Linked DNA regions of Mus musculus: region 2 is linked to region 1. A link is a loop called in an ENCODE intact Hi-C map of the cell type or tissue named here. Cell type or tissue: left cerebral cortex. All regions are shown on one strand.

The links. Peaks named below come from ENCODE experiments on the same cell type or tissue, not always from the same donor. Only the 100,000 strongest peaks of a DNase experiment are listed, where the experiment ranks them.
Region 2: a loop joins it to region 1, with 1.9 times the contacts of the local background. A loop is called at or near these places in 2 of 42 quality-filtered maps.

What each region holds. Positions count from the first base shown.
Region 1 is chr12:82,612,927-82,620,926 of GRCm38, forward strand. It overlaps Rgs6 (regulator of G-protein signaling 6), which reads left to right and starts at 3,999. Exons shown (of 17, transcript NM_015812.4): 1 at 3,999-4,457. In left cerebral cortex, CTCF peaks have their summits at 1,971 and 3,970; DNase peaks (open chromatin) are centred at 3,665, 4,048, 4,559 and 5,438; H3K4me3 peaks cover 3,330 bases; H3K27ac peaks cover 1,836 bases.
Region 2 is chr12:82,788,938-82,796,937 of GRCm38, forward strand. All of the region lies in intron 2 of Rgs6 (regulator of G-protein signaling 6), which reads left to right. Among named protein-coding and RNA genes, the nearest start is that of Gm22149, 20 kb to the left of the region's middle. In left cerebral cortex, no CTCF peak of the experiment used is centred here; a DNase peak (open chromatin) is centred at 4,240.

The sequences.
Region 1 (8,000 bases):
TCTAGCAGGCATAGCCCCTGCCAAAGGGTCTGGGAAGTCCCTGAGTGAGGCCCGTGGTTCTTAACTGCTTCTATAAACAGCATTCCATGGTTATTTTAGTCTTGTTTAGCTTTTTAAAAGTTTGTTATTGCTGATGTAATTTTTGCCCTGTGTCTAGTAGTTGGAGCACATCTCCCTGGCTCCTGACTATTAAGTTTTGGAACTTTGTAAATACAAACTTTACTTTGACATGACATCACTTCCAAGTCCCAAAACGTAACCACCCAGCACTAAGATATAAACACATTTGTTCCCAGACACTGGGGGTTTGAGACTGCAGATCACAGACTAACACTAGAAAGAGGAAACCCCCAGCCTATATAATTTTGAGTTTGCTTGCCACGGTCCGCCTCCTAATATGGTTAATATTAACAACAGCAATAGAAAATGATGAGTGGTCTCTTAAGGGAACGCCCACAAGCTGCAGCTTAAAAATTCTTGGTCAAAAGTAGATCCTTGAGTCTCCACTGCCAGAAATTTGGGTTAATCTATTCTGAGGCAGAGATCAAGACTCGCTATTGCCAAGTTCCAGTCAGCACCTCCTGCCTCCCACCATGGTGCCGAGGCTGTGGCCTTTAAACAGACATTTCTAAAACTTAAAAACAAATGTGTTTGCTTATCGTGTGTGTGTGTGTGTGTGTGTGTGTGTGTGTGTGTGTGCGCGCATGCGTGTGAGCACGGGATACTATGTGGAGGTTAGACAGAGAATAACTTACTGGAATCAGTCTTTTCTTTCCACCATGTGGATTCTGGGGATCCAACTTAGGTCATCAGGCTTGGCTGCAGTACCTTACACACTATGAGAACACTTGTTTGTTTGTTTGTTTTTTCAGGATGCACCATGAGGAAAAGGTGACTCAAAATCAAGTTCCTGTCTTTGTCAAAATGGAAATAACATGGTCCTTAGCTATCAGGATGAAAGACTACATACATAAGCCAGGGAGATGGCTCAGTGGGTGCACATTTGTGACGACATTTGAATTCTCCCGACCCATGTAAGCCAGGCAGGATAGTGTGTGCCTGCAATCCTTGTGTTTCTGCAGGAGACGGGAAACAGAGATAGGAGAATCTCTGGAAGCTTGCAGGCCTTGTGAACACAGCTTCGAACAACCAGGAGACCCTGTCTCAAGTGAAGTGGGAGAAACACTAACACCCAAGGTTTTCCTCTGACCTCCATAGACACACTGTGGTGTCCATTTGTACTCACATATACAAACATACATTGCACATATCACCCCCCCCCCCCAAATAACAAACTACACATAACACACACTGAAGGAAAGTTGAGATGGATATGTAACATGTACTGTTAAATATAACAAATCCATAACCCAAGATGTGGGTTATCTCATACTCAAACTCATTGCCCTCCACAAACCCACAGCCTCTAAATGTTTCAGAGGCGTGTACATGCAACTGTTCTATCTTTGCTCTTAATGAAGTTATTAAAATGAAGTTAACAGAGATGTCCCAATGGCAATTCTATCACAGGCTTAGCTGTAGCCCCTCATCTGGTAATGAAGTGATGAAAAGATTCAGGATTTTATACATTACTATATTTATTTTATACTTTAGAGTTTCTGGAAAGATTGTTCTGTGTAGCAAGGCCTTCAGGAATACGAGGTTGGCTAATGGAAACAGGCAGAGTGGGATTGTACATATTCACAGTGTGATATGCAGAGTGAAATTGTATATATTCACTGAGTAGTGTGCAGAGAGACTGTCTTTTTATCTCAGTTAATGATGAGATAATACTTCAAGGAAACCTGTGAGGGACACTTGTCAAAAGTGATGAGTCTTTAGGGGCTAGAGAGATGACTCGGCGGTTAAGAGCATCTTTTCCAGAGGTGCTGAATTTGGTTCCAAGAACCCTCATTCTGGCTCACAACCAGCTCTAACTCTGGTCCCAGGGGATCTGTCACCTCTTCTGGCCTCCAGCTGGTATTGCACACACAGGGTACACATACATGCAGGCAAAACATCCATACACATAAAATTAAATGAAGACAAAGTCTTTGTTGTTCATCTTGGCGAAGAGAACAATTATACCTCAGTGTATCTTTTTAAGCCATCTCTTCTGAAGTCATATTGAATTACAAAACACATTACACGAGCAGGTGGACAGACTAGTTCGTTTGTTCACTTTATTTGGGTGTTCCTAGTTTCCAACCATCTGTGAATAAGTAACAAATGACTGTGTATTAGGCACTTTCTCTTCCCAGTGGCAAAATACTGGAGACAAACAATTTACAAGAAGGAAAGACTTCTTTTGGCGTCAAGTTTCAGAGATTTTTAGCCTATGGTTTTTTGGTCTTGTGCTTCAAGCTACTGTCTTGGAGGATGCTGGTAGGAGACCTGTATACTGCGTGGAGACTGAGGGAGGAGCTAGTCTCATCATACACCCTTCAGTGGGACCCCTCCATGGACCCAGCTTCCTTCTACTGGGTCCCACCTCTGACTTAAAGTGCTTACCCCTACCAATAGGGCACACACAGGGTTCCTAGGCACATCTTATCTCCAACTTACACTCACTGACCCCTTCAGACTTCAGAGTACAGTTCCTAAAAACAGGTCACTCTTAGTGTGGCTAGCACACTAGCTTTATGTGAGGAAACAACACAGACATGTCTATTTTCTTGAATCAGTATATTATAGAAATCCATGGTTATAGGTGTTATTTACAGGGGTTGGATCCTACCCAAGGCCACCTTCTGAGTTAGCAGCCTTGTCCTCGGGCCTCGCTCAATCAGAAGCCATCTTTAACAATCTGCCATTTTAGAAGAATGGATTTACATTCAGAAGAATCTATTTACCTTTAACTGATGTTCTTTGTTATTTGCATATTTATGCACAGCAGTGTTGACAAACATGCATATTGCCAAGGAAACTTTAAATTTTCACCCCCAGAGCCATAAAGATGAAGAGTCCAGATCATTCATCCCCAATGACTTGGAGTAATTTATTTATTTTTTTCTGTGATTAATACACTAAAGTATAAATTACTGATTTATTATTGGTGTTGGTAACATTGACATACATACACATCTACTGGTAACTATTTAGTACCAACCACCTTGTCCTACCTCCAACTACAGTTCCCTAAAATAATTTGAGACAGGCCTTCATGTAGTCCAGTGTGACTCACGGACTCCCTAAGTAGCCAAAGCTGGCCTCGAACTTCTGTTCTTTCTGCTTCCAGCCCCTGAGTATTACAGGTGGATACCATCTCTGTCGGGGTTTACTCAGTGCTGGGGAAAGCACTATATTAGGTGAGCTACATCTGCAACCCAGTCATAAGTCATCAAAAATCACGTTTCAGGACTCTCAGGTTAAAATGTCCATTCAAGTTACCCTTGTTCATTTGAATGTCAAAGCTTCTCTTCTTGCCCAAGGATATTGTGCATAGTTTCCCCCTTAGATTCCCTTTTGTATTGTTTCAAGATAGTATCAACCACAAAGCGCTCCCAACGCTGTGTGGTGTAAACGTTGAATAAATAAAACCACGAGATTAGCAACAATATCTCTGACGAACGCACTGGCTCATTTTAATTTAGAGGGCGCCAGCCCCACGTCAGTGAGGGATTCAAAAGCTACCGGGACAGCACCTCAGGCCAGAATCGTGAGCACCTTGGCGCCACTAAAGTTTCAGTACACGGTCATCCTGGCAGCAAGGAGAGGAGCCTTGGCTTGTTTAACACAGTCCCTCAGTTTTCTAGGTAGCTGCTCGGTTGCCTGGAATCTGCAGATTATTTTTTTCCTCGCTTGCTGCACAGGGCCTGATCCGTACCCCGGGCGGCGCCGGGACAGGTGAGCCTGGCGGCGGCGACCTAAGAACGTGCTCAGGTGTCAGGGTCCCGCTCATAGCGCGTGGCTCAGGCCAGGTGCGGGCGCCCAGGTGCGCGGCGCGAGGCTGCAGCTGCTCTGGGTCCCCGACAGCGGGCGCCGCTGCGGCAGCGGCCGAGCCGAGCGCCTGGGCTGCGCGACTCCGGGCAGCTCCTTGGCGATCGGCCCCCACCGGGTGGCCAAGAACTCCGCCCGGGGGCGCCCCGGGGTCCCTGTTGCTGCGGGCGCCGAGGGGGCGGTTCCGGTCCGGACCAGCGAGGGGCGAGGGAAACACCCCGGGAGCCCCGCGCCCTGGCACCATGAGACCCGCCGCGCCTCCTCCCGGGTCCGGAGCTGTACAGTGTGCTCGCTGAGCCCCCTGCGGTCGCCGCCTCGTAGAGTGGCACCAAGAAGGTGGAAGAGGAGGAGAAGGCGACACTCGGGAGAGCAGTGCCCGGACAGATTTGGCCGCTCCTCCACCCCCCGAGAGCTGGCGACTCCCGGGTTCCCCAGCCTTATCATGAGCCGGGCGCCAGCCGGGCTTTAGGAGAAACTGAGACGCCGGAGCGAGTCGAGACAATTCTTTGGTTGCTAAGGTAATTGTAGTTGGACAAAAAAGGGACAAGAAAAGAACCCGGAGGAAAAGGAATGGAAGCCGCACCCGCGCCCCGATCTGTGTGGCTTGCATTCCTCGGGGGTGGGCGCTTGTCCATTTCGGATGCGTGACAGGTGCGGGTGTGTGTCTGCAGTTTGGGACTGTGCAGGGCGAGCTTACGTAAGTGACTCGGCGAGCTGGCATGCGGACTTGTGTGGGATGGGTGCAGGTCTGCGTGGAAATCGCCTTCCCGGCTTTGGGGTGGGACGCGCTCCGAGCCTGGGCCTGGAGGGCGTGCGGGGCCCCGAAGGCTTTCTCTTCTTCCCAGCCATCCGCTCGGAGAGCGCAGGTGGGGGAATCTACCTCCAGCAACTTTTCCTGAGAATAAGCTCCCGATTTGTGGGTTGAAAGGGCGAGGCTCCGTGGTGAGGTGAGGACCGCAGGGGCGGGTGGTGAGGTCTGAGGCTTGGGAGTTGCTTTCACAGACGGTAGGTATAGGCTTTTCTGAGCAGGTCAGGCTGCTTAAAAAGTGTGATGAGGGAAGTGACCCAGAAAATTTAAATTTGTTCAGAGGAAAAGCTGCGGGTTTTCATTCTTTTTTAATTTGACAAAGTGGGTGCGTTTTCTCTCTCACGGAGACAGTGGCATTTCTAAGTCTGCAAATAAATTGAACATGTTTTGAATCTCGTTGGTTTGGAATTATTCTCGCAGCATCAGTGCCTGCTTAGAAACTGGACCTGTAGGTAAGTTCTGATAAAAGCCCTTTAGCAGCCCTAAAGGAAAACTTGAAAGGCAACCAGGAGGAGGTTAAAGCCCACCATTTCATCTTTTTCTCTCCAGGGAGAATGGGAGAGTAAGACCTGGGTTGGTGTTTATCAGGCTGTTAGAGGATGGGTTGCCAGTATGTGCGCGATGCGTCGAAGCCCTTTGCTGTCCGAGGATAGTACACTATAAACAAGGCTCCCACAAGTCAGTTTCACAACTAGGTAGATGGGCAATTGTGTGGAGTTGGATCTGGGCTGCCTGAAAGTTTCTGTGACTTCTATATTTATTCTTGCTCTGAACTTACTTTGCATTAGAAGGGACGTATCCCTTCAAAGTGGAGAACAGAGGGAAACAGGACAGTTCCCACAGACACACCTTTGTAAGCCAAAGCCTTTATGCACGGGTACTGCAGAGATGATAAATTGTTTGAGTTCTTTCGCTGCTAGGGCTGTTAATCTAAATCGTGTAGCTACCGAGGTGATCTTGGGCACTGTAAGCTCCAGTGTGGGGAAAGCTTCCTTCCACTAACTCCTTCCTTCCCTAAAGCAGCTGTAGAGTTTAGAAATGTCAGCTGTCGGGAGGTATTCCGGTGAAGGTGTTTTTCTTTCCATAGTCTTAACTTTGCTCTTCATTCACCTTCTGAAATTTCAGTTAACATTCACTGAGCTTATTCTGCTGAGAGACTTTCAGTAAAACGTTTTTCTTTGAAGCTATCAATTCGTCACATCAAATCTGACAGGAAAAGGATGCCTGTGTGGCTTCGAGGTCTCTTTAAATGAGACTTATTTGTTTATTTATGATTTATGAAATCAGATAACCAACATAATTTTTTTTTCTAAATCAGCAAACACTTATGGGGAAAAAGACTCATTGGGCAATGGAATTTGCCAGTAAATTTCAAGATCTTACTGTCCCACATGAATGGACGTGTGTGTGTGTGTGTGTGTGTGTGTGTGTGTGTGTGTGTGTGTGTGAAGGCAAGATCATTCTGATCCCTTTGTTTCTGGTTTTCTCTCATATGTTTTTATTCTCTGAGGTCCTGCACATTCCAGGGGTTAAACATGGAGATAAAAGAGAGAAGCTGTCTACCACATTTTTTTTTCTTTTTCTTTTCAAAAGGGATGCTCTCAGAGGGCTCAATACTGGGATTAATTTTTTTCCTTTAGCTCCCCAGCTAGTCTTAATTCTTGGTGCTTTGAACCTCAGTATGCATTTAACCTCCTTGTTTATTTTCAGGGCGTCTGGGAGAATTCATTTAATGAAGTTCATCTTCATTGTAACATATGGTGCCATATAAATAATTACTCTAATACTATCTGTCCTGCCATATAGAAAGGAATAGAAATACAAAATAAACCTTTCCGCAGAATGATATGGGTAGAAAATGGTCAAAAGCAAAAACAAAAAACAAAACAGTTTTACTTTCCCCTCGTGATTAGAGACGTATCATTCACCTATTGGAAACAATTTGGGGAAAAGAAAGACTCTCTGCAATGTCCCACAGACGCTGACACAGCTGTTGCCATACATTCCTCCAGGTGTTAAGCTTGGTAAGTCTTCATGGGGCCCCCCTCTCTTACCTCTGGATTTTCAAATCTCATAAATTGAAGTTCTGTCTTGTCGAATGCTTGGGAAAGAATTGCTAATATCTTAGGTGATTTCAGTAGGATCAGGCTGCAGTGTTCATTTTCGGTCCTTATTTTCAAACATAGTCCTCTATCCTTTGGAAGGCAGAGTTCGAGCTTCCAGCTGAAAGGAACTGGGACTGGGGAGGAGCTGGGATGGGGCGCCCCACCCTTTCCAACGTGGGCCGCTATTCAGGTGGGAGACCTGAGTTGTGGCTGCAGTTTGTCTGTAACTCTTCTGGAAGGGCAGGGACTTTCAGATTTAGCTCAATGAGTTTATGACCTGTGTGTTGCTTTGACTTTCGATGAGAATGGTCTGTTTGAAGAGGTTCTGGCTCACTCCGCCCGGAGTTAGCCTGTGAATTTACACTTTCAACAAATCTCTGACTCCGCTGACTATATGAGACCAATAACCCTTTTGGAGCCAAAGTCTTCCCATTCCTGTAAGCAACCAGGTTCCCCGGTACTTACCTGTCAACAACTTTGTTTCCAGCCAGTTCGTCAGGAAATGCTGGTTCAATCAATATCAGTTTTCTCTATAGGAGGTAAATTTTCCAAACTAGTCAAGATAAAAAAGAGACACCCAGAACTTGGTACTGTGGAGTTTGTAGTAAGAGTAATTATTAGTCATGTAACCCAGTTCTTCAAACAGCAGGGAAGGGAAGGCTGCTTACACATAGGCAATTAAATTGAACAGTAACCTTAATGACTTGCATTAAATAACTAGGAATAGGGGCCCAAGACATTGTAAACCACGAACCGAATGCCTCCCAGTTGCATTCTGGGGTCCTGTAAGAGGCAAGTCTTTGCTACCACATGGCAGTTGGCCCTCCGTATCTGCAGGATCCTTATCTGCCCATCCAACCAACTGCTGATCAAAACTTCAGAAAAAGATGTATTTGTGCTGAACACATACAAACCCTGCCCCCATTTATCATTCCCGTGGTGGTTAGTTTTAACTGTCAATGTGGCACAGCCTGGATCTACCTGAAAAGAGAGTCCTGATAAAGGATTCTTTAGATCGGGTTGGTCATGGATACGTCTGTGGAAGATTGTCTTTGTTGTCTTTATTGATGGGGAGGAGCCAGCCTGGAAGTGAGTGGCACCATTCCCAAGTTTTGGGCACTGGACTTTATTGGAGGAGGAGAAACTAA
Region 2 (8,000 bases), 180 kb after region 1:
CGTGGGAGACAAGCTCTCTTCTCTGAGTTTCAGTGGTCAGAGCAGTCTCTGTAGGCAAGCTCTCCTCTTTCAGGGAAGGTGTACAGTTATCTGGTGTTTGGACCTCCTCCTGGCTGAAGGTGAAGGCCCAAAACAGGATCTTTCCCAGAAGCTGTGTTGCTTTGGCCAGGAAGGTGGCCAGTTGTCTGGAGTCGAAGATGTCGCCGCCTCAGAAGCTCTGTGGCTCTTGTCCGGAAGGAGGCCGGCCGTCTGGAGCTGAGGATGGCGCCGCCTCAGAAGCTCTGTGGCTCTTGCCGGGAAGGTGGCTGGTTGTCTGGAGCTGAAGATGGCGCCTCCCAGAAGCTCTGCGACTCTCGCCCGTCCCAGAAACGGCTGGCACTCTGTATTCCACAAGGTCACCCGTGCAGCCTGCCCTCCGCGGAGTCCCGGAGCCAAGAAGGCTCCCGCCGGCGCCTGTGCCACAAACCTCTCAGGCCGGGCAGACCCCCGTGCTCTCACCAGGAAGGTGGCCGGCTGTCTGGAGCTGAAGATGGCGCCGCCCAGAAGCTCTGCGACTCTCGCCCGTCCCAGAAACGGCTGGCACTCTGTATTCCACACGGTCACCCGTGCAGCCTGCCCTCCGCGGAGTCCCGGAGCCAAGAAGGCTCCCGCCGGCGCCTGTGCCACAAACCTCTCAGGCCAGGCAGACCCCCGTGCTCTCACCAGGAAGGTGGCCGGCTGTCTCCTGATAGACTCTTAAGAGTAAGGAGTAGGGCTTCTGGAGAGAAGGCTCAGGAGTTGATCTCTGAGGCTAGAATCTGGATTCTTGGCATCCAAGGGAAAGCTGTGCATGGCAGCATATGCTTGTTGTCCTAACGATGGGGAAGGGAAGTAGAGGCAGAAGGATCCCTGGGACAGGCTGGGAAGCCAGTCTAGCTAAATCCACAAGCTAGATAGACCCTATCTGAAAAACTAAGGTGGATACTGACTGAAGATGGTAGACAGCCACCATCAACCCATGGCCTTCACATGCATGGCATAGACAGGTGCATATGTATACACACACACACAAACACACACACACACACACACACACACACCCTGACAAGTATTGAAATGGCTGAATCACCAGAGATTTGGAGTATGGGTTATAGGGATGGAGGGAGCATGGAGGTTAGGGAGGGATAACATCACAGGGGCCCATGTGTTTATATGTGTGTGTGTATGTGTGTGTAGGTGTGTATGTGTAAATGCATATATGTATGTATATGTATGTATATGTATGTGTATGTATGTACGTATGTATGGAGAGGCCAGAGGCTAATGTTCATGTCTTCTTCAGTTGCTTGTTATCTTATTATTGTTGAGGCAGGGTTCCTCACTGAGCCTGGAACTCACAGATTTCAGTAGGCAAGCTAGCCAGTGACCCGAGGATCCTCGTGTCTTTGTCCTCTGACTACACACATGATTTACCATGACTAGCTCTTCACATGGTTGCCAGACTCAAATTAGGTCCTCATGCATGCACAAGCACTTACCTCTTGAGCCATCTCCGTGGGCAGGGTAAATAGCTAAGCAACTAAAAGTACTCCTAATTTTGAGCATTTTAAGCTAAAGTATAACTTACAGTTTACTGCATTATTAAATAGCTTATCCTAAGAAATGAACTCCACCTTGGAGTCTCATAGGCTTCATTAGGAAATCACAGGCTTGCCAAGCTGTCACACGGAGGGTGTCTCTGGATGATTTAGGTGTCCTGGTGTCCCAGGCTCTGACCCTGTACTGGCTTTAGAAAAAAACATGTTTGAAATCCAGATCTATCCTCCTGTCTCAGGCTGTCAGAGGCCATGTCTCAAGGCTGCCTGTAGCAGGCCGCTCCTTTCTTCTTCTCTCCTGCTACCCAGACCAGCTCTATTTAAATAGAGTCCAGGAAGTTTTTTTTTTTTTTTTTTTTTTAGAAGAACAGTGGACCTCTTCTAAGAGTAAGAAGTTCAAATGTTCATGCTGGTACAGTGCAAATATTAATGAGTGTAAAACCAGCAACGAGTATGAGGAAGAGAGAAGGCATGCAGGAGAGAGGATGGAGGGAAAGAAGCCACCTAATGAAAGCTGTGGGGCCAAAGGGAGGAGGACCTAATGATAGTGTCCACGTGGGCGGCTTCTCCATTTCCCCCACACTCGTGATCCACGAGGCCCTTCCAGTTGTAGCCTCAGGGAGAAGCTGATGTTCAGCAGAGGCTGCAGGAGTGTTTCTGAAATTGAAGAATGGGTCTAGCAAGGACCCACTCTTGTCACAAGGAGATCGATGGGTTAAGAAAAGGACTGGAAGTAGCTAGCATCCGAGAAGTGCCGGTTATGATGGTGCTGTACTTTCATGTCCAGTTTTGAACAATTATAGACTCAAAACTCTTGACTGCTCATGGATAAGTCCTCATTGACAGCCATCGACAGCTACAGGTGGGCATCGCACCTTACCGGTTGCACAATGGAGACGTGGAGTAAATGACAATGAAGGAAGAAGGGGGAGCAACGTAAGATCTGCCCATCCACAGTAGTGTTATGTCCTTTGAGAACATAAATTAGAGCCGGGCGGTGGTGTCCTGGATGGCCCGGTACTCATTACACATGTAGACCAGTCCACCCTCATTTTTCTACCTTTATCTCCCCAAGGCGCGCGCACGCGCGCGCGCGCGCACACACACACACACACACACACACACACGAGAGAGAGAGAGAGAGAGAGAGAGAGAGAGAGAGAGAGAGAGAGTGTGTTAGTTGAAGTGGGGGGGGGAGGGAGAGGGAGACTCTGGCTCTGGCAAACTGCTGGGCTCTTATACTTTGAAATTAAACATGTTGGCATATGTGCCAGGAGGTAGGATGGAACTAACCATTTAATAATATCTCAGTGTCTCGATGAGCATGTGCAAGTATTCTAATGGACTTAAGAAAGTTCTAGAATGATGAAGGTCCCCATTTGCTTTAAGAGAAAAAAAAATGCAATCCATGAAATCAGAAGCAGACTTAGCTTAGGTGAAGGTGGGAAGCTTTTGAGTTTGTGGGGACAGTAGACTCCTGAGATCAGATCTGTTGGAGAGGAGGGCTGGCTCCTTGGAGCAACTGAGAAGGCCTTGCTGATAGACTTGCTCTATACTTTGCATGCTTTTCAGGATTTGGAGGGGCTGGAGGAGGACACCGCCCTGGAAAATTCAGAGCATGTAATTTAGATTTAAATAATGAAATAATTTCCTTAAAATTCTTGAAGACTAATACAGCTCTTTGCACTTAAAAAAACATTATGGCTTGCCTTTTGAGCTGATTTCCAAATAGTTTTAACAGTGGAAAATTTTCAAATGACGTCTTACAAATACCTCATCTATAGCAAGGACAGAGTGTCGTTCTGATGGGTATGTGCTGGGGGAGAACTTAGCACTGGCTTTTTTATGTTTCTTCCATTGTCTCAGCCTCCAGGAGACACCGAGATCATGAGACAGCCTGGTATTTTAAAATGAGGAAACTCTAAAGGGATGACAACATATTTATAAAAAAGCACATTCAGTGACACTACTGGCTTTTTATTCATAGTGGCTAAAAATAGGACACCAAATAAATGTCCATTTGCAGAAAAGATTCACACCGTGCTGTGTTCAGACACTGGAATTCTTACTCCGTGCTAAAAGGAAATGCCTATTGATCAGCACCAAGGTAGTTGAATCTCAGAAGCATTAAGGAAAGGATACAGGGCACAAAAGAACACACTCTTAGATTCTATTAATATTATATACAAGAACACTTTAATCTACAAAGGAAGAATCCGGAAACGGTTACTGGGGTGTCAGAGAGAAATGGCTCAAAGGCCACACAGGGAACTCTATGGCGTGCCGGAAACCTGCTTGTCATTTGACAAGGTGTTTACCTTTATGTAGCCAGCTGTTAAAACTCATCAGATAGGATGCCCGAGATGGACTCATTTTATTCTAGGTCCATTTTATCTTAGTAAATGTTGGGTTCCTGGTTCTTAGCTTAAGCATTGCTCAGTTTATTTATCCAGTTAGAGAAGGAGACAAAGGGATTGGCTAGAGTTTAGGATTCACAATTCCTTATCCAGTGACTCGCCCCCCTCCCCAGTTAGACTCTCTTTTTACTAATACACTCTCCCAGCTGAGCCCCTCCTCACCTCCTTCACCACTAGGAGCTCCAGAACTTCATTATTGCTGAGAAGAGTAGTAGCTCCCAGTGCTATGGAGTTGGTGGCTCAGCCTTCGTCTTCTCCTACCATGGAAACAGTACTATGGGAACACCCACACTATTCCTTCACATACTTCTGTTCCGTTGCTGAACTGCTGATGAGTGGCACTGTACTCCAGAGCCCTGGGGAACTCCTGTTACCTGCCTCAGTTTCTCACATGAGGAACCAAATGCAGAGTGTAATCACACATGAAGTAAGACTGGAGTTCTAGAAACTCCATGTGGCTGAAACTAAACTCTGAAGTTGGTAAATTAGGAGTTACTTTTAAAAATATTTATTTTTGAAGGTTATGTGTAGGTATTTGTTTGACTGTGTGCTTGTGAGTTAAAATACACACTCTCAACCACTGAGCCATCTCTAGAACCCTAGAAGTAACATTTTTATAAAAAATTATTTATTTGTACTGCTGAAGGATTTGCAAAAGGCCCCTTACAGTTGCAGACCTGACTTTGGATCTCAAGGGATGTAATTTTATAAAATCCAGCCTGTGGGAAACCACTCACAGCTAAATTAAGGGTTATGGGTGCTACTGATAGATATTCATCAAAAGTTGGAAGGGCTTTGATCGGAAACACATAAGTGAAAATGCCACCCAGTTGACACCCTACCAGACACTTTGTCCCCAGTTTGCTCAATCTGGCAACAGCATAATTACTTGGGTAATGACCACGATGACTCTAAACTATAACATAATGGAATGAACAAAGTCATAGTATGTAACACTAAACTCTTAGCCTGAGCACTACATGGTCTGGAATGGAAGACATGGGACAGATGCTGTGCTCCTACAGTGTCAGTAAGGAGTCTGGTCCTTTTACTGCAAAGTAGTAAATGCCATGTAATCTGTGTACTGAAATGGTCTCCTTTGCTTTATTATGTTGGTTATTCCATGTGCGCGTTTGCTACTAGTTATATAAATGTCACCATTCCTGCAGCTGCATCTTCCACCTCATAAACCCCAGCATCTCAGCAGACTCACCTCCTGAATAGCTTGCAGCAAAACACCCCAGACCAAGGCAGGCTTAATCAAAGATTTTCTTCTTAATAATCATAGTGTGTAAGAAAACATGCCAACAGTGGAATACCAAGCAAGACTTAGCATGCATTGCACTTAGGGGAAATTCAGTGCAGTATTTCATACAACACAGGCTATGGGAGGACTGCAAACAGCCAGTGTGACCTCAGTATTTGAAATATAACTTAATCCATATATGGTCTACCTTAGGTTTTTAGTAGTGCACCGCTAGTGTGGAAAATATCCCTCCCTCTCCCTCTGTGTGTGTGTTTGTCTGTGTGTGTGCATCTGTGTGTGCCTGAGAGAGACAGAGACAAACAGAGAGACAGAGACAGAGAGAGAGACAGAGAGAATCTCATTATGTAGCCATGGCTGGCCTCTGCCTACAAGAGCTCCCTCCCAAAGGTGTGCATCATCATGCTTGGAAAAGCCTGGATTCTCTAAGATACAATGTGAAAAGCATTTGTAGTAACTGGCGACCACCACAGCTGTGGAAATACAAAAGTGATTTTCTTTAGTAAAAGAAAGTTTTCTTTAGTTATAAGTTGTTTCTCATTAATGTCTTCTGCTTAGAAAACTCTCTTCTTGGTCACTTTGTCTTGGACTGCTTGGGCCATTGATAGTTGTCATACTTGGAAGGGTGGAGAGGTAGATGCTAGGGGCTCCTGTTAGACTGCTGGTTCAGAGACACATGGATGCTGAGAACTAAGGACTGAGTGCTACCAAGGTGCATCACCTCACTCTCCAGCCTGCTCAGAGCACTAAGCAGGATAAAGGCCCAATGTAAACTACCAGGCTAGAAGAGATGGTGGTGGCATGGGGGAATGAGTAAAGTTGTCTCTCAGAATAGAGGGATATCAGTTGACATTCTCTGAAGATTCTTTTTTTGTTGTTTGTTTGTTTACTTTTTATTAGATATTTTCTTCATTTACATTTCAAATGCTACCCCAAAAGTCCCCTATACCCTCCCTCTGCCCTGCTCCCCTACCCACCCACTCCCACTTCTTGGCCCTGGTGTTGCCCTGTACTGGGACATATAAAGTTTGCAAGACCAAGGGGCCTCTCTTCCCAATGATGGCCGACTAGGCCATCTTCTGCTACATATGCAGCTAGAGACACGAGCTCTGGGGGTACTGGTTAGTTCATATTGTTGTTCCACATATAGGGTTGCAGACCCCTTCAGCATCTTGGGTGCTTTCTCTAGCTCCTCCATTGGGGGCCCTGCGTTCCATCCTATAGGTGACTGTGAGCATCCACTACTGTATTTGCCAGGCACTGGCATAGCCTCACAGGAGACAGCTATATCAGGGTCCTGTCAGCAAAATCTTACTGGCATATACAATAGTTCTGCATGTGGTGGCTGGTTATGTGATGGACCCATGGGTGGGGCAGTCTCTGGATGGTCCATCCTTTTGTCTTAGGTCCAAACTTTGTCTCTGAAACTCCTTCCATTGGTATTTTATTCCCTATTCTAGGGGGGGGGGGGTGAAGTATCCACATGTTGGTCTTCCTTCTTCTTGATTTTCTTGTGTTTTGGAAATTGTATACAGAGCTAAACAAAGAATTCTCAACTGAGGAATACCGAAGGGCTGAGAAGCACTTGAAAAAAATGTTCAGCATCCTTAATCATCAGGGAAATGAAAATCAAAACAACCCTGAGATTCCACCTCACACCAACCAGTCAGAATGGCTAGGATCGAAAAATTCAGGTGACAGCAGATGCTGTTGAGGATGTGGAGAAAGAGGAACACTCCTCCACTGCTGGTGGGATTGAAAGCTTGTACAACCACTCTGGAAATCAGTCTGGTGGTTCCTCAGAAAACTGGACATAGTACTACCGGAGGATCCAGCACTGTCAGCAGAGAGGACCCTCAACATCCTGAGATTGAACATTCAGCAGTAGCCTCCGAGGAAAGCTAGCTTTGTCTGCCATCAGGAAGATCTTAACTTCGAGCAAAGGATAAATTAGTTTCTGCAACGGAGCCCCACGGGAGATACAAACTACACCCAAGGGCAAACCCACAAACCCCATGCTCAGGAGGAGATGGCCAACACAAAGTGAACTCAAATGTACTGTGTGTGTGTGTGTGTGTGTGTGTGTGTGTGTGTGTGTGATTTTGCTTTGTTTGTGCATTTCCTACCTTTCTAGTCCTTTTTGTAGTGTGGTTTTTAATTTGTGTTTTTATGGGTTTTGTGTGTCTCTGTGTGTACATTTTTCATGCTCTATCTTTGCTTCATTTTTTCTTGCTTATTTGTTTTATTCTTGTTTGTTCTTTGTTTTTTTGCCAATTTTCTTGAGAGAGAGAGAGAGAGAGAGAGAGAGAGAGAGAGAGAGAGAGAGGAGTATGGCGTAGGGAGGGTGAGGAGGGCAGGATCTAGGTGGAGGTTAGGAGGGAAAGCCAATCAGACATTTTGTATGAAAAATATTTTCAATTGAAAGAGAAGATCTTAATTGCCATTAGGGTGGTGGACTGGACTCTTGAATGGGAGCCACCTGAGCCATCAGAAATCTGCAGGTCTTCATAGCAAGGTAAAGCAGGTAACTCACAAGTCTGATGCATCCATTTCGTGTGTGTGTGTGTGTGTGTGTGTGTGTGTGTGTGTGTGTGTGTGTGTGTGTGTGTTTATGTAGGGCCAGACCCATGATCATGGATGTGGATACACTTACCATCTGAAGGGTCATTCCCCAAGTGCTTGATACCTCTTGTTTGAGACAAGGTCTATCATTAGCTTGCAAGTTCACTTTCAGGCCTGGCTAGC